Regions from separate parts of the Homo sapiens genome. Here regions 2 and 3 are each linked to region 1. Evidence: chromatin loops called from intact Hi-C (ENCODE). Cell type or tissue: adrenal gland. All regions are shown on one strand. Each heading gives the region's core, and the rest is flanking DNA. Links, peaks and the distances in the headings are about the cores only.

Region 1 (8,073 bases), core at 1,322-6,321:
TCCTCCTCTGAGACACCCTCAGGACAACTGTAGATATCCCTCATGCACCATCCTGATGGGACCCCTCCCCAGCCCAGGGCAGGGAACACGGTCCTCTGCTACCTCCTTCCAATATTCCAGACCCCACTGCTAAATTCCCCACATTGCCTCAGGACCCATCGTACTCTTTCTAGCTCCCACTCCCTCTCTTCTCTCCGCCATTCTCAGAAGCATCCCCTGAGTCTTGAGAGAGAGGGGGGCTTTCTCAATCCCCAGGAAGACACAGACCAGCTCAGAAAACCCCACCTCCACTGAACCCAAATGCAGACTTCACAGCTCCCAGGGAATTGTGACAAGTTAGTGGGAAAATCTTCTGCCAGCATGGATGGTAGGATGCTTGAATTCCAAAGGTGACAGTGTACCTCCTACCCCAGGTCCTTCTAGAAAAAGGATCATTAATCAGTCTAGGAAGACTTAACACTGGGAAAGGAAGCTCTGGAAGGCCTTATCTCCCCTGCCCCTTCAACCCAGGCAAGGGACCTTCCTTCAGCTCACCCAGAGAAAGGCTCCACAGAAGTCATATCTAAACTCTTTAGCCACAGGACCCTGTCTTCCAATGAACCAATGTCACATACTCCCAGGATAGAAAACTGCTGAAAGCAGGGCTGGCCTGGGTGTGGGCTGGGGCCGGAGCCTGCCCTGCTTTGCCAGATGCTGAGCACCCAGCCTCTGTGCAGTTGGTAGCTTTATTCCCATGACTGCCTCCGCCGTCACCTGCTGCACTGTGAAGGATTCCATTTGTCCTTCTAGAAGATGGGCATTATTTTTCTCTTCTCACTCCCTTACCTGGCCCACAGCCTGTGCCTTTTGGAGTGGAGGAGGACATCCCAACCTAGGGACAGGGACATTTGGAGAGGAGCCCCATGAAGAGTTGCCATCTGGGACCCTCTGCCTCCCACCAGGACACTGCCAACACTGAGCATCCTTTTAGTTCCACAAATTCTTGCTAGGCCCCTATAAAGATTCGCCCAGCGTCCTCTTCCTCTAAGCTCCCACGTGCTAGAACTCCCACATGCTAGAAGCCATGAGGGGTCTCTCTCAGGCCAGAAGGAGCTCTGGGATCCTAGCCCTCAGCAGAAGGCCCCAGGCTTTCCCACCTGCTCCCAGCTCCTCTGAGGAAGTTGATGGAGCCTGCAGAGCTGGGCTGGAGGAGGTCTCCTTTCCCCAGAGCGGGGCTGGGGGTGCGGGTAGGTGGCCTGGAATGTGCTCTCTCACCCTCCTCCTGCCCATGTGGTAAGCAGCGAGAGCCCCCAGCCCTCCAGCTCTGAGGGGAAGCTCCTGTGAGCCAGACGGACAGGACAGCTGCCCCCAATAGGGTCCCCTTCACGGGCCATCTCACCCCAACTCAGACGCTAAAAATGGTTCTCCGCTTTTCAGCCTCCGCGCCTGCCCACAAATTAGTGTCTCCAACACAGCCTCTTGGGACATGACTTTAGGGAGGCCCCTGGGGGAGCCGGGAGGCCCCAGTAAAGGGAGATGGTGCTGGCAGAGTCCCTTTCTGAGGAGACAAGAGTGGATAAGGCCCCCCTCCCAGCTTCTGGGACCCCCCCCCCAAAGAAGGCCACCCAGCCTCAGTGTGACAGCCCTGTTGTCCTCACCATGGCAGAAGAACAGACATTATTTCCACCCCACTGGGGCACGCTCCCCTCACCTCCACCTCCAGTTCTGTCAGCTTTACCCTCAGCCACCATCCTGGGCACTGCTCTGCTGGAAGAGAATGCAGCAACAGGAGATGGGGGAGCCAGCCCCGCGCCCTCCCGCTTAGGGTCCAGAACCCACCTTGCCAAACCTGGGCTCCCGCAGTCAGCCCACAAGCACGGAGGCCAATGGGGAAGCCAAGTCAGGGAAGCCTGGTCTCCCTGCTCGCCTGATATTTAGTCTCAGACTCTTCTCCCCTCCCCAGTCCCGCAACGGTCAACTTGGAAGGGGGTGAACCCTCTCCGGGATGCCCACGCCCCAGGGCACCAAGCAAGCAGGTGTCCTGCTGAGGCCAGGACTGGGTGCAAGCCAGCAGCCCGCAGTACCAGGTGGAGACAGGCGGGCAGTACTCACAGGTAAGCCGTCAGGGGATCCAGGTCCCCCGGTATGGCGGACAGCCCAAGCTCAAGAGCAGTCGGCAGACAGCATGATGCCGTCCTCCTGGCAGTGGCAGGGGGCCGGGCAGGCGGTAGGCCCCGGGCCGGGCTGGGGGGCGCAGCCGGCGCTCGGGGAGGCGCACACAGCGGCGCGAAGTCACAGCGCCCGGAGCCTGGGCGGGTTGGGCATCTCGGCGGCCGGGCTGCTGGGTCACCTGGCGGCCAGGCGCGCAGACGCACGGGCGCGGTGTCCGCAGCTGCTTTCTCCCGGTCCCGGCGGGCTGCGCCGTCGGTGGGGACCGCCCCGGGGGCTCTACTGGGCGTCGGCGGCGGGGCGGTGCAGTCAGAGAGGAGCAGGCATTGTTGAGTGATCTTCGTTATTCAGTTTCACAGGCTGGGCTTGGCAAGGGAGGGAGACCCAGCCGGAGGAGGAGTCAAGGAAACTTTCTACGCTGCGGCTAGCTCCCTTCCCTCCTTCCTTCGGAGCTGGCAGGAATTTCATTCAGGAAAGATAAAAAAAGGAAAAAAGCAAAGAAACCCAAGCGAGCAAAGCTCAGCCCGTCAGAGACCTGCACTTGTTTAGAAAGGGTGTCCCAGGGCCTTGGCTGCAGGGCTGGGGACCCTCTTGCCTTTGGGGATAGCCACGGGGTCACATGGGACCCAGAGGAGATCTCTGAAAGAGGCCTTGGGGCTCTCATAGCCCCTCATGCCTTCACCACGTTTCACACTGGAGGAAACAGAGACCCAAGAGGAGAAATGATTTGTTCAAGGTGACACAGCTGATAGGGCATCCCCAGAGCTGGAACTCGTCAGCCCTCCTCGGCCTTATCCTAGGACAAGAGAGAGGGGAGTGAGGGGCTACCCTGGAAGAGGCCAGGCTGCGGAGGGTTCCACTGCAAGCTGGGATGACCCGGCAGTGGGCAACCAGGAGCAGTCTCCTCCCTGAGAGGTCGCGCCTTGACTCCAAAGAAACGGGTGTGGAGTTCCACTCGCTGAGTGCACCCTGGGTGGAAATGCACTCCTGCAGCCTCTGTCAGGTTTACTGTCAGGTTTACGGGGACCACCTTGATCCCTGCTCCCAGGACCTCGGCAGGCTGAGGGACTGCGTGCAGCTCAGCTGCTTGTCAAGAGGCCACCTCAAAGTAAGCAGATTGGCGCCACCTGGAGGCCGGGTGCTGCACCTGCAGCTCGGCCACCCTGAGGCTGGAATCCCACCAACTGGCTGACCTGGCCGGCCCCAGAGCCCTGGTGAGCAAAGGGCACGGTGGTTAAAACTGAGGCCAATCCCTGTTCTCTCCTTAGACCATAGTGAGCTGGCTGTGCTTCCTTCACGCAGCCTCTTGCTGTCTCTGGTCTCTCCCATGCTGAGCCAAGCCCCAGTGCAGAGCTAGAGCAGGCTGTGGGCACCCCTCCTTCCTTTTTTGCCCTGTCTCCCCATGGTCCAGCCAGAGGGTATACCAGAAACCTGGGACCTCAGAGGCATCCAGGATTTCTTCCACCCTGTCCTTCCACATGCCAGAATCCTCTCATCAACACCTCTCCACTCTCCGATAACCTCCCAGGGCTAGAGGGGCTGCATAGCCGGACCAAGAAATGAGCAGACCCTGACCCTAGGCCTCCCGTTGGTGCCATGGCGCTGAAAGTAGAAGATGAGCCTCCTAAGAAGGCTAGAGGATGGGCCTACATGACCAGAAAGACTCACAGATAGAGCCACCTTTGCCCTATGGCAGAAAGCTACCACAGGCCAGCCTGCACTTCCTTCACTCAACCATAGCCTTGGCTCCATCTCATTTGCAGCTCCTGCTGCTCCAATGTGAGATTTTCCCAGAGTGGAAAAGCCATGGTTGAGCCCTGTTGCAACCTCAGCAGCAGCTGCTTGAGACAGACTTGGGCAGCTCAGAGCAGAGCCTCCAGCCTGCTTTTGTGAGGGTCATTAGGGGGCCCACCCTCAGCTCCTGATAAACATGGCATATGGAGGACACCGGCATTTAGTCCTCCTGGGAGGGCACCAGTGCTTTAGTCTCGTTCTGGGAAAGCTCCCGGCTGAGCAGCCAGCACGACCTCTGTACCCTTCTTCAACCAGGCCTGAGAAGGACCCTCCTGACTTCTGACCCGTTGCACCTTAGTAGGAACTCAGGTTGGCCAAAGAGCTCTCCCCGCTTCCCCTTGGGGAGACCCGACTCCATTTCAGGGACTCTTGCTCTGATCTTTCCAGGCTTTCTCTGTGTCCTCCCAGGGCCTTCCACCAGGGGCAGTTAGTGTCCAGCATCAGGCACTGCACCTGGAAACTCCCAGCCTGACCAGGGAAGCAGGCAGGAGCTCATGTGGCCACCAGCAATCATGCACATGGTATGCAGTGCAGTCCTACAGTGTGTGGGACAGACAGCTGCCTCCCCACCCTCTTTTCTGGTCTCTGCTGCTCCTCCTGGTTTTTCCTTTCTCCATATGCCTTCCCTGCTTTCTCCCCCACCTCTTATGTAGAGGGGAGGAAGAAGGAGACAGAGAAGGAGCAGGGAAAACTTGGCACCTCCGCCTGAGGGGTGCCTCCAGCACCTGCCTTCCGAGTAACAGGGTAGCTCTGGCACCTCCATCCTGGTGGGGGCTGAGGGTGGCCCCTGGGGGCTCTGGCAGGTAGAGAAGGCTGGGGATGGCAGGAGAAGGGAAGTGGGAAACAGGATAAACCCTACTGCATACAGCATGGTGCGTACAGGGTGATGAGGCAGAGGACAAACAATTTGGAGCTGTGATTCTGAATCCAGGGCTTAGCACCACAGGAAACTAGACGTGGAGAGACCAAAGTCTGAGGAAATTTAGAAACTGGAGGATTAGCAGGGAGAGGATTGCTTCAGGGGAAAAACCAACAGCATAGGGGCCATAGGTCACCAAGTTCAACCAGACTCCAGGTCCTAGCTTCCATCCCGGCTCCATGTTTGCCCACGAGACCCACACGCTGGGCCCAGGCCTGAGGATGGACAGACAGAACACACTGAGCTTCAGGCTTGGCCACAGGTCTTTATTCCAAGACCCTGTACCTTCCCAGCACAGGGCCCAGTGGAGGCCGCCCTTCCAGGGAGCCCAGGCCCACGTGGATGTGTCAGGAATGCTGTCCCCATCCCACAGGGCACAAACCTCTCCTGCACCGTGACCAGTGCTGACTCAGGGCAGCCCGTCTGCCAGCGCGCTGTTCAGACAGTTGTAGAGGTAGACATACTGCTTCTGGAGATGGACATAGGGTTAGGAGGCTCGCCCCGCCTGCCCCAATCTAACAGAAAAAGGCTCCCTTGTGTCCCCCAACCCCTAGGGCTCCATCTGGGAGAACGCACAGCGGTCCACAGCGCCACCTGGTGGCTACCCGGGTGGTGCTGCCTAGAGGCCTGGGCAGAAGCTCCCTCATCCCCCCGCCCCTTCCCACAGCTGAGCCCCCACGCCAGCCCGGTCGCCCCTGGTCGCCTCTCACCAGTGTTGGGGTCATAAGGCCACAGGCCTGAGACTGCTGCAGGGCCACGTTAAAGATATCCACGGTGCACTCAGACCCTGCCTGCTGCAGCAGCTGCTCCATGGCCAGGAAGGTGCCCAGCTGGGTTGCACCCTTGCTGCAACTGACCTAGAGGTGGATGAGGTACCTAAAGGGGGTGTGGCGGGGGTGTCCACGGATGTGGGAAAACCCAACCTGGGCGCAGGGACTGAGAAGGGACACCGGACACTTGGTCAGCCGGCCAGCCTGGACCTAGGGAGGGAGGCGGTAAATTCCCACCATATTCCTGAGGACAGGGTAGGGTGTGGAGAAGACAGGGGCATTGTGAGACTGTGTCCTTTTGACCCATAACCCAAGCAGAGCCCAGGGAGATCTGAGGCTATGCCAGAAGGGCAGGGAGGGGCTTCCAGTGTCCGCTCCCCCAAGACCATTGTCCACTCCCCCAAGACCATTGTCCAACAACACTTGGAGTGGCTGAGCAGTGTGCCCGGCTTCTTGTTGTTGCCCCGAGAGCAGCACTGGCCCACAGCAGCCAGGAAGGGCAGCAGGGTGGTGGCGGGCAGCTCATGCCCAGGCTCCAGGTATGGAAATTGCAGTCTCTGCACCTCCCTTTCCTTCCTGCTCTCCCCCTGTGGCAAAGACATGATCAGCATTGGTGCTGGAGAGGGCAGAGGAAGCCCACACAGGACTCTTCCCCATGCACCACCCCATGCCCTGTGGCCCCAGCACCTACATGTGTGACCCTGAGGAGGGTACAGAACCAGCCTGCTGTGCTGCTCTCAGCCACCCAGTGCACCGTCACCATGTCTGTGACTACGGGCTGCATCTCCGTTGGCCAGAATTCCTATGGCTGGGACCAAGTTAGGGCTGCTCAGGCAACTTCCTGAGATCTCTGCCCCTGCCCTGGTCACAGACAGCACCACAAACTACCCGCCTCCATCCTCACCCCTAACTCCTGAGCCTCCCTTCCTCTGTCCTCTGCTCTGTCACCTTCTCCATGACATTGGGTGGGCAAAGAGAGACAAGCACATGAGCCCTGTGCTGCCACACCAGCTCCCAGAGCTCCTTTGGCCCTGCGGGGCCAGTCAGCACCGTATGATCACGGCCAGAGGGCCCACCCTGCAGAGCACAGATCATTGGCTTCCAGAGACTGAAGGTGCCCCCTGCCCAGTCCACAACTCTGGGAGCCCCCAGCAGCCCCAGCCCGGGAAGTACAGGTGGTCAGAGAGGGCAGGAAACAGTGGCAAAACCAGCATCATCTCACAGGGAAGAGCCAGGCTTCGGGCATGTCGTCAGGGGGGCTCTCCTCCACCGGAGAAAACTGCCCCTGAGAACGGTCATCTGAGGGAAGACAGTGAGGGTGAAGCTGCCAGAGGTCCCCAGCCCACGCTGGCCCCCTGCCCCTCCACAGGGTCCACAGTGAGACTCACAGGAGACGGGGCTGTCCTGCTCATAGCCAGGCGGGGGTGCGGAAAAGCCAGCCTCGTCCTTGATGGCCTACAGCAAGAGCTGGGAAGGAGATGGGTGCCCTGAGGCTGGGAGGTCTCACTGCAGGGTTGGCTCAGCAGCGGAAGGCTGCCCTTGGCTGTCACCCACTTCCCGGCCTGAAGTGTACCTCGTACTCCTTCAAGAAGCCAGCATTGGCACTGGCTGCCCTCTTGGCACACGCCTGCGGGAGGTCCGTCACAGAGATGGGCCAAGACCTGGTGGGGGGGTTGGAGAGGGAGAAGGCACTCAAGGTTCCCCAGCTCCCCGTTCTAGTCCGCTCAGCTCTGCCCACGAACAGGAGCAGGGAGCCTGCCTGTGGGAGGCACAGGGAAGCTGGGACTTACTCAGAGATGTTGAAGGGTCCTTCCAGAATCTTGTTCAGTAGGCAGCTGTGCAGGAAGACGTACTGGCTCTGCCAGGGGAAAAGGCATCAGGCTGCTCAGCGAGGAGCGAGGGGGGCCTGCAGGGAGATTTTTCAGGCCCTGACCAGCAAGGCAGGGATCAGGTAGGAGGGCAGAGGGAGCCACTGAGAAACCTTCCCTCCACCGTCCCATGGTGTCAAAGCTGACAGGATCCTGTCCCACCTCCCCTTTCACAGAATAGAAAGCACAGCCCAGGTAGGATGGTGATGTGTCTGAAACCCTCTCCCCAAGGTCTTCTGTGTGCCCCATGAGCTCTCTTTCCTGGTCCCTCCTGTAGCCCTGTGGCCACCCACCTCCCTCCCACTCCTTCAGGGTCCCAGCTGCCCAGCCCAGCCTGCAGGGCCCTCACCAGGGTCTGGATCATGAGGGGCTGGTGCATCCGGAGTGCATACACAGCATGGAACACGTCTACCATCTGCTCCTCCTCCAGCTGCTGCAGCAGCCTCGACAGGGCCACGAAGGTGCCTGTCCGGCCCATGCCCACACCGCAGGGACAGCCCCTGAGGAGCTGAATGGGTGAAGAGGCTGCCCATGTCCCCAGCTCTCCCCACAGTCCAAGAGCCCTCCATGCCCC
Region 2 (5,000 bases), core at 1-5,000, 100 kb before region 1:
GCCTCTGTGGCTTTGTTATTGTGAAATTTTAATCAAGAAGGGGCATAATACACGGGTAGTGGGGCAGCTTGAAGAGGAGGGGAAGCTGATTAACAGTGTAGCTGCTTCTCCATAGGGACCATTGTTGTGGAAGGCCATGAATTGCACGATGAAGACATCCGCCTCATGTACACCTTTGATCAGGCCACAGGTGGGACTGCGCAATTTGAAGCACACTCAGATGCTCAGGTATTTTTCTGTTTCCTAGAACATTTCTTTACCAAGAGATGAGAGCATAAGAGGAGAAAGTATTTGCCTGTGCCTTTCCTGATAATGTTGACAGCTTGTCTCAGGGTAAAATAAACCAGTTACTTGGTTTAGATTGGCTTTATTAAACTAATATATTATTATGCCCTTAACATATGCATTTGTTTAGTGAATACATAAGTAAGCATTTTGTGATTTCTACATGTCAGTCATTGTCCCAAGTGTGGGGTTGCACAAAAATGAACCCTTCAAGGAATGAGTCAGTCAAGGACACCTGAAATTAAGCCAGTTCTTAGTATTCTACCTGATAAGTTATCTGGTAGAAATAAGTACACAGAGGGCTCCTATCCAAAAATAGGTGTAGGGTGAAAAGTGGTCAGGGAACACTCTTTTCAAGAGAATATACAAACTGTTTTAGATTCCAGGATCAATATTTTTTGCCATATTGGAGAAGAGACTATCTCTTTGCAGTCCTGACCAGACATCCCCAGTCAGCATAGTTGTAAGATCTCGCATGTGGGTTTGGGGATATTGCAGGGGTCCCTCTGTGCTTAGCATACCATGTGCAGGGGAAGGTAGAGCAGCACCTCCATGAAAGGAAGGTCGACCTCCTCAGTCCTTTACCCAGGCGCTTAAGTTAGATGTGTACAGAACTCTACGTGGGAAGACAGTGGCAAGGAGTCGGAGGTATCGTAGCTGGGAAAGAAGGCAGGGAGGAGGTTTCTAAACACTGACAGTGGGCAGTTCTTCCTCATTACAGCAGATGTTAGGGGCCTGAAAAGTTGTCCACCTTACAAAAGTGTCATGTGATGCTTCTGAGTTTCTTGACATGGCTTACATGTTGTAGTGGCCCTGCACTGACTGGAATTTTGAGTTTATCATGCATTTCACTACCTCTGATGCCTTTATGAAGTGAGTCATTTCTTAACTTCTCTGTTTACTCAAAGGTAAATGAGATGATGCCTAATGTACAAGTCTTTTGTAGAGTATATTTTACTCTGCAACATGCTGTGTAACAGAAGCGATAGTGTCATTATTGCTACATCATAATCAGCAACCTTCAGAATAGATGAGATAGAAACATTAACCTTAGCAAAAATATGGCAGTTTAAGTCACAGAAAGTTTTGTGGTCCATTGTAGAATTTGTCTTGAGTCGTTCTGACAAACCTGAAGATCACAGGGGTCATGGTATAGGAAAGTCACTTGGAGTTGACTGCGCTGAGGCCGTTGATCCACTTGTTGTGGCCTGAAAAGCTGTGCTGCTCCAAGGGCTTCATGATTATTGATCTTACTTATTAGAAGAGTTGATATTACTTCTTAGATGGCCAAAAAGCAGAGTCATGTGAGGGACTCTGATAAGAGGTGGTCCCAGGGCATCTCCTGTGAGCAGCACCCTACAAAAAAACAAGAAACAAAAACCTGCACACCTTTCTCCAGAGACAGAGGACTAGCTGATTATGAAGAAGTACCTGAATGATAAACTAGATTAATTTTATTGCTTTTGCTCATTTGTGTGAAAAAATAGTGCTGCATTATAGACTCTCCAGATTTAAATAACATTTTGCTGAGTTGGGAAGAAGTGTTTCTCCTTATTTGATTGTCATGGTGTGCACTGTTCATTCCCACAGGCTTTGGTCCTCTTAGATGTCACTCCTGACCAGTCAATGGTAGATGAAGGAATGGCTCGGGAAGTCATCAATCGCATACAGAAACTTCGCAAAAAGGTTAGTTTGTCAGTTAAGAATAAGCTACTGTTTTGGCTTTTTGTTTGTTTTGGTTGTTTGGAGAAGATAGGAGAGGCAGGTAATATAAACCATAGTGATCAATGCATAACAATCACTAATCCATAGTCCATTTGGAATGTATTCTGCAGAAAAGTCACTCCTCTTCCTCTCCCCACGTGTTCACTCCCAAGTCGTAGCTTTCAGCCAGCCTGTGCCTTTTCCCATCCTTTTTTTTAGCTCCGTTGGGCTTCTACAGAATATCCCCTGTGACTGGAGCAGAAGGTAATCAGAGCTGATAGTGTCTTTGCAGAAGGGCAGAGGTGCAGTCAGCATAGACAGGCTTCTAGCTTAGGGGAGATTCCCGGATTTGGACAGAGTTGGGTAGTTTTTCCTTATTAGAGAGCTGAGGAATATGCAGGGAGCTCATCCTGGAGCGCAGAGGGGCTGCAAAGCCCCTGCTAGTGAGAGAATCAGGAATTTCTTGCCCTGTAGAGGGCAGTGACAGCTAACATACATCTTTCTTCCCAGACGGTTCAAGGTCTGAGGAGGCTGTTCCAGCAGATGAGTGGGTGCTTGTGACCTCTGAATCAGTTCAGAGCTTTGTAAGTGGGTTCTAAGTAATTTCTTGGTTTCAACATTCATGAGGTACTGATTGTTCTAGGAAAAGAAACATGCCCTATCCCCCAAAGAGTGGTGAAAAAGACACAAAGTTAATCATGTACTGAGTGCAGTTAGTCTTACGGATCACCCAGCAGGGAGGGAAGGGTGACTGCCCTTCTGTGATGATTCAGCATGGGATCTGTAGCCCTTGTTCAACAGTACCTTCCTTCAGTTCTGATTAATAGAATGTACTTCCCTTTTAAATTTTTCTGTGTGTGTTTTCAGTGCAATCTGGTTCCAACTGATGAAATCACAGTGTACTATAAAGCAAAGTCTGAAGGAACATATCTGAATAGTGTTATTGAAAGCCACACAGAGTTCATATTTACCACCATAAAGGCTCCCTTGAAACCATATCCAGTTTCTCCATCGGATAAAGTCCTTATTCAAGAAAAAACACAGGTGAGTCCTGAGTTCCACTGAACTACTACTAAAGGGTTTCAGATTAGGTTTGACTTTGTGTACTCACGTGTTGATATTCTGTCCCACAGTAGAGATCGGCACAGCACTCTGTCTTGAAGTATTGCTCTGGACAGTAGTGGGTAGAGTCAGAGAGTGGAAGCTCAGAAAAGATGGAGCAGGGAGGGAAGATGGAACTGTTTTCACAACAGTTCTCTTGAGGAAGGTAGCCAGGAGGGTACATGAGCTTTGCCCGGAAATAAAATGGCCTGTTTTTTCTAAAACTAGAAAAGGCAGTGTGTGGATTCTGGTAATTATCATTAAAAGTAAATAGCAATTGGCTTGAAAAACATTTAACTCTTCTGGTAGTGGGTTCTCCATAAAAGTACAGTACAAAAAAAGAAAGATTACAATAGCATTTCTGTTGTTACATCTAGGAATTTTAGATATACTTATGAAAGTATGATATTAAGGTAGGGAAGATATTGGCTTATAACTTAGAAGTAGATCATTTAGACTGGGCACAGTGGCTCACACCTGTAATCCCAGCACTTTGGGAGGCCAAGGCGAGCAGATCGCTTGAGGTCAAGAGTGCGAGACCAGCCTGGGCTGGTGAAACCCCATCTCTACTAAAAATACGAAAATTAGCTGGGCATGGTGGTACACGCCTGTAATCCCAGCTACTCGGGAGGCTGAGGCAGAAGAATCGCTTGAACACAGGAGGTGGAGGTTGCAGTGAGCCGAGATTGCATCACTGCACTCGATCCTGGGCGACAGAGCAAGACCCTGTCTCAAAAAAAAAAAGTTGATCATTTAAAATATACCTCAGTCACTTGCTTAATCATTTGCTCCGGTCTCATTCTATGAGACAAGTAGGACAAGACAAGGAGGGGCTGATGATGGCTGTTTATTTTTTCAGTGAGGCGAGTTGCAGTGTAGTTTCATTTTGTATTTTGCATATTGTGTAATTATTTGACTTTTTTTAAGTGAGCATATATTTTTAAGAAACCAGGATAAGAAGAGAAGAAAAATGGGATATAAATTGTAGCTTTTGATACTTTGAGTAATGAGATTGAATATGTTATCAATTGTGTACAGCTCTTGTTGTTACTGAGAAGTCACTGTGTTACACGATGGTGTGGCACATTGCAGTCAGGTGCCACAGTTACTCAGTCATACGTTCTCATGTGCTCAGTTGAAGGGATCTGAACTGGAAATTACACTCACCAGAGGATCTTCCCTTCCTGGTCCTGCTTGTGCATATGTCAATCTTAACATTTGTGCAAATGGCAGTGAACAAGGTAAGAGTAAATTCCATGATTTGTGTGACTTTTTTTTAGTTATACTTATGGATGTGAAAAAACAACCAAAAAAACTTATGGATGTTTTTAAGAGAATTGGAATAATTATTTAATCATGTTTAATAGATAACTTTTTCTTCTTGTCATCAAAATGAATTCACTAGGCGAGATGCAGTGGATCATTCCTGAAATCTACCACTTTTGGAAGCCAAGGTGAGAGGATTGCTTGAGGCCAAGAGTTCAAGACTAACCTTGCCAACATAATAAGATCCTGCCTCAATTAAAAAAAAAAAAAGGGCCAGGCATGGTAGCTCACACCTGTAATCCCAGCACTTTGGAAGGCGGAGGCTGGTGGATTACTTGAGGTCAGGAGTTCAAGACCTGATAAACATGGTGAAACCCTGTCTCTACTAAAAATACCAAAATTAGCCAGGCATGGTGGCAGGTACCTATAATCCCAGCTACTCAGGAGGCTGAGGCATGAGAATTTCTTGAACCCGGGAGGTGGAGGTTGCAGTGAGCTGAGATTGCACCATTGCACTCCAGCCTGGGTGACAAAGCAAGACTGTCTCACCAAAAAAAAAAAGAAAAGAAAAATGAATCCACTAAAGTAAATGATTGGACTTATGCTTGTGGAAGCATGAAGCAGATACAGTTTTCCCTATTCCT
Region 3 (5,000 bases), core at 1-5,000, 300 kb before region 1:
TATTGATGTTTGATATATGTATAGAAAAGTACATAGATGATAAATATGTAGCTTGATTAATTTTAACACTGTAGTTACATACCATGTAAGTAACATCCAAAAGTATGACTAATAAAATACAAAAATTCATGCACTTGTTTTTTATTAACGTTTTCTTAAACATACAGATAGCTCACATTTATTTCAATGTTTAATATTAGAAGTGTTTTGGGTCTTCATTACGAAGTTCGGTGATGATTCTATAACCAGAAATATGCCACAGGAACTTAACACTTGTTTGATAACAATTAGCCTATGGTAAAATTGGTTTCATTATATGTCATTTCACTTAAAGTCGCAGTTTCAAAGAACCCATTGACGATGTTAAGTGAGGACTTACTGAACAATAGTCTCGGTTTTACCTTGGGGGATATGTTTCAAGACATCCCCTGTAGATGCCTGAAACCACAGCAAGTACAAAACCTGATTGTTGTCAGTCAAAACACATTTCTGTTCACGTCTTCCACTCACAGATTTAATGCCTTTTCCCTCTTAACTAAATACTTATAATGCATTAATTGTGGTCATAACTTTCGCAGTTTGAGGTGCAACAGGAAACTAAACTAGTTTCTTTTTCCTTCTTCACAATTTTACAGATAGGAGATTTGGTCTTACTACAGATGTTAGCACTCTTACCATACCATTCTTTTTCTTTCCTTATTAAGTTGAGAACTTTTACTAAGGGAAAAGTTTTCACTTAAGGGAAGCACTTTATAGATCAAGCTTGTCCAACCCACAGCCATGGCCCACTGTAGCCCAGGATGGCTTTGAATGTGGCCCAACACAAATTCGTAAGCTTTCTTAAAACATGATGAGTTTTCTTGTGATTTATTTATTTATTTATTTATTTATTTATTTATTTATTTTAACTCATCAGCTATCACTAGTGTTAGTGTGTTTTATGTGTGGCCCATGACAATTCTTTTTCTTCCAATGTGGCCCAGGGAAGCCAAAAGACTAGGCACCCCGTTATAGATTCTCTTTGACATAAGGTTTACTACAACGTAAGTGCTGGGATACCATGACAGGTGATCTGATAACCCTAAGTGACTAATGGGAGGTGAGTGTATATAGTGTGGATATGTTGCACACAGGGATGATTCATGTCCTGGACTAGACAGAGCTGGACAGCACAGGACTTCGTCAGGCTACTCAAAATAGCATGTAATTTGAAACATGAATTATTTCTTTCTGGAATTTTCCATTTAATATTTTTGGACCATGGTTGACCATGGGTAACTCAAATGGGGGAAAGCAAAACTGTGGATAAGGGGAGGCCACTGTAAATATTAACTTGAATAAACATAAGTAACAGAAATTCTGGTTCCTAGGTCTCTATATTCACCACTCTTATCCATACTTAGAATCATTTCACTACTTTGAAGATCAAAGAGTTCCTTTCACCCAAATGGTACTTGTAGTAATATTACATAATTCTACAGAAAATATAGAGGGGATCAGACCAATAAGACTCAAGAGCATTCCAAGAATTTTAACATGGGATTGAGAAAGAGGACTAGATATAAAGCGATATCCCATAAAATAATAGGAAGACAAAGAGAAGGTGGCATAGAAAGACAAAGGAGCCACACAAGTTTAGATGTGGAGCAGCCTCATTGAAACCTCTTCATTTTAAGATTATAAAACTGATTCTCCAGAGAGACAGGTGACTTAAGACCACCAACTCATGAAAAGCTGTGGCCAGGGCCTCCCATGCTGGTCAGCCACTGTGACTCTATAGCTAGTGGGGGCTGGGGAGGATTCTACAATCTCTGTTTATTTGGAAACACAGAATAGCTTATCACTTATTTCCCACATATTTTAAAAATATATATATTTTAAATTATTTTTTCCAAAAATAAGCCCATTAAATTTACTGAAAAAAATTACCTAATTTTCACCATGGGAGGGCAGTCTTATTCTAATAAGCTATGGAAGTCTGAAAATAAAGACAAGAAAGCCAGGTCTACTTTAAAATAGTCTTAAGCCACTATTATTATATTTTTAAAATTTAGCCAATAACTTCTAACTAGAAGCAAAAATAATAACACACGATCTAATAAAAATACTTGGGAAAACAAAAAGATGAAATACTTGAAAACGGACAAACAGAATTGTGCTTCATATGCAAAAAAATCTAAGTCACTTCCCCATACTGGAAAATCTTAATAAGAACAAAAGAACAGCACCAAGCATTTACTAAGGCCATACCACGTAGCAATAACAAATGAAGCAGTTTATTGATTGACCGATTGATTGACTGAGATGGAGTCTCGCTCTGTCACACAGGCTGGAGTGCAGTAATGCAACCTCAGCTTTGCAACCTCTGCCTCCCAGGTTCAGGAGATTCTCCTGCCTCAGCCTCCCAAGCAGCTGGGATTACAGGCACATGCCACCATGCCTGGTTAATTTTTGTATTTTTAGTAGTGACGGGGTTTCACCATGTTGGCCAGGCTGGCCTCGAACTCCTGACCTCAAGTGATCCACCTGCCTTGGCCTCCCAAAGTGCTGGGATTCCAGGCAAGAACCACCACACCCAGTCAAAAATGAAGCAGTTTAAATGCAATGTTTAAATACTAAGCACTCAATCATTATGAAATCTTAATAATGGTAGATGTAGACACACCAATCTCAAAAATTATATGAAAATGCAAAGGACTTACAACAGTGAAAACAATTTGGAAAAAGAACAACAAAGTTAGAGGATGTATACTCTCCAATGGCAGAACTTACTGTAAAACTACCCTAATAAGGAGGGCATGACACTGGTATAAGGCAGACACATAGAGCAATAGAACAGAACTGAGGATCAGAAACAAACCTGCACATTTATGGTTAACTAATTTTTGACAATGGAGAAATAACTGTCCTTTCAACAAATGGTGCTGAGACAATTGGATATTCACATGCAAAAAAGTGAACTTAGATCCTAACCTCACACCACACACAAAAATTAAATCAAAACAGATCATAGACCTAAATATAAGAGATAAAACTTATAAAACTTCTGGAAGAAACAGGAAAAAATATTTAAGACCTGAGGCAAAGAGTTCTTAGACTTGACACCAAAAGCATGAAAAATAAAAGATAAAAAATCATAAATTGGTCCCAGTGCAGTGGCTGACATCTGTAATCCCAGCACTATGGGTAGCTGAGGTGGGAGGATCACTTGAGCCTAGGAGTTCAAGACCAGCCTGGGCAACACAGGGAGACCTCATCTCTACAAACAATAAAAAAATTAGCCAGGTGTGGAGGCACATGCCTGTGGTCTCAGCTACTCGAGATGCTGAGGAGGGAGGATCACTGGAGGCTGAGGTGGGAGGATCACTGGAGGCTGAGGTGGGAGGATCACTTGAGCCTGGAAGGTTAAAGTTGCAGTAAGTTGTGATTGAGCCACTGCACTCCAGCCTGGGCAACAGAGTGAGACAGTGTCTCCAAAAAATAACTTATAAATTGGACTTTACAAAATTAATATTTATGTGCCAAAAGGCTATTAAGAAGATGAAAAGCCTAGGCACAATGGCTCATGCCTGTAATCCCAACACTTTGGGAAGCAGAGTGGATCGCTTAAGCCCAGGAATTCAAGATCAGCTTGGGCAACATGGCGAAACCCTGTCTCTACAAAAAATACAAAAATTAGCTGGGTGTGTTGGCATATGCCTGTGGTCTCAGCTACTCGGGAAGCTGAGGTGGGAGGATTACTTGAGCCCAGGAGGCAGAAGCTTCAGTGAACCAAGAACCTACTACTGCACTCCAGCCTGGGCAACATAGCGAGACTCTGTCCAAAAAAAAAAAACAAAACAAAAAAAAAGACAAAAGAAAAAGACTAATCATACACTAGAAGAAAAATATTACAAGCTATATATTTGATAAAGGACTTATATCCAGAATATACAAAGAACCCTTACAATGTGTAATAAGACAAAAACCCAATTAAAAAAAGGCAAATTGATATACAGTTTTAATGTAATTCCTACCAAAATCCCAGCAAGATTTATTTATTTATTTTTGAGACAGAGTTTCGCTCTTGTTGCCCAGGCTGGATTGCAATGGTGTGAGCTCTGCTCACTGCAACCTCCGACCCCTGGGTTTGAGCGATTCTCCTGCCACAGCCTCCTAAGTAGCTGGGATTACAGGCACCTGCCACCATGCCCGGCTAATTTTTTTGTATTTTTAGCAGAGATGGGGTTTCATCATGTTGGCCAGGCTGGTCTCAAACTCCTGTCCTCAAGTGATCTGCCCGCCTTGGCCTCCCAAAGTGCTGGGATTACAAGTGTGAGCCACCACACCCAGCAGATTTCTTACAGATACAGACAAGATCATTCTAAAATTTATGTAGAAAGGCAAAGGAACTAGAATAGCCAAAACAATTCTGAAAAAAGAATATAGTGAGAAAAGTCATTCTACTTGATTTCAAGACTTACAATATAACTATAGTAATCAAGACTAGGTGGTGTTGTCAGGAAGACAGACGTATAAATAAATAGAACTGAAAAAGAAAAGCCAGAAATAGCATTAAGTGCAGACAATTGATTTTTGACATAGGCACCAAAGCAATTACTGAAGGAAAGACAGTCTTTTAAACAAATGAATTGAGTAATTGAATAGCCATAAGCAAAAAAAACCTTTCAAACCCTATATAAAAATTAACTCGAAATGAATCATAAAAGTAAAATGTCAAGCTATACTTTTAGAAAATAACATAGATGAAGATCTTTGAGAGCTAGGACTTTGTAAAGAGTTCTTAGATATGACACCAAAAGCATGATCTACAAAAGAAAAAAGAATCAATAAACTGGACTTCACCAAAATTTAAAACTTTTGCTCTGTGAAAGATGCTGATAAGAAGATGAAAAGGCATGCAATAGAATGGAGAAAATCTTTGCAAACTACATATCCTACAAAGGTACTCCTTGTTCTAGTATCTAGAACTGATAAAACTCAAGAGCAAATAAAAAATT

Evidence for each region. A loop is a pair of places that touch in the nucleus more often than their neighbours do. Peaks named below come from ENCODE experiments on the same cell type or tissue, not always from the same donor. Only the 100,000 strongest peaks of a DNase experiment are listed, where the experiment ranks them.
Region 2: a loop joins it to region 1, with 8 times the contacts of the local background. A loop is called at or near these places in 68 of 110 quality-filtered maps.
Region 3: it touches region 1 in a loop (3-fold over the local background); 31 of 110 quality-filtered maps call a loop at or near these places.

Annotation. Positions count from the first base shown.
Region 1 is chr9:92,135,669-92,143,741 of GRCh38, reverse strand. It overlaps LINC00475 (long intergenic non-protein coding RNA 475), which reads right to left and starts at 2,275. Exons shown (of 4, transcript NR_027341.1): 1 at 2,092-2,275. It also overlaps the pseudogene LOC100128076. RefSeq lists enhancers at 1,411-1,989, 1,990-2,569, 3,149-3,728 and a silencer at 2,246-2,425. In adrenal gland, for the core only: CTCF peaks have their summits at 3,059, 3,258 (motif pointing left), 5,243 and 5,450 (motif pointing left); DNase peaks (open chromatin) are centred at 2,171, 3,271, 4,268 and 5,451; H3K4me3 peaks cover 1,411 bases; H3K27ac peaks cover 569 bases.
Region 2 is chr9:92,240,187-92,245,186 of GRCh38, reverse strand. It overlaps IARS1 (isoleucyl-tRNA synthetase 1), which reads left to right. Exons shown (of 34, transcript NM_002161.6): 27 at 116-228; 28 at 1,876-1,971; 29 at 2,857-3,033; 30 at 4,226-4,331. Among named protein-coding and RNA genes, the nearest start is that of MIR3651, 50 kb to the left of the region's middle. In adrenal gland, for the core only: CTCF peaks have their summits at 2,248 and 2,463 (motif pointing right); a DNase peak (open chromatin) is centred at 2,279; H3K27ac peaks cover 1,464 bases.
Region 3 is chr9:92,436,252-92,441,251 of GRCh38, reverse strand. The region is part of intron 5 of CENPP (centromere protein P); the gene reads right to left. Among named protein-coding and RNA genes, the nearest start is that of OMD, 14 kb to the right of the region's middle. In adrenal gland, for the core only: a CTCF peak has its summit at 1,919; no DNase peak of the experiment used is centred there.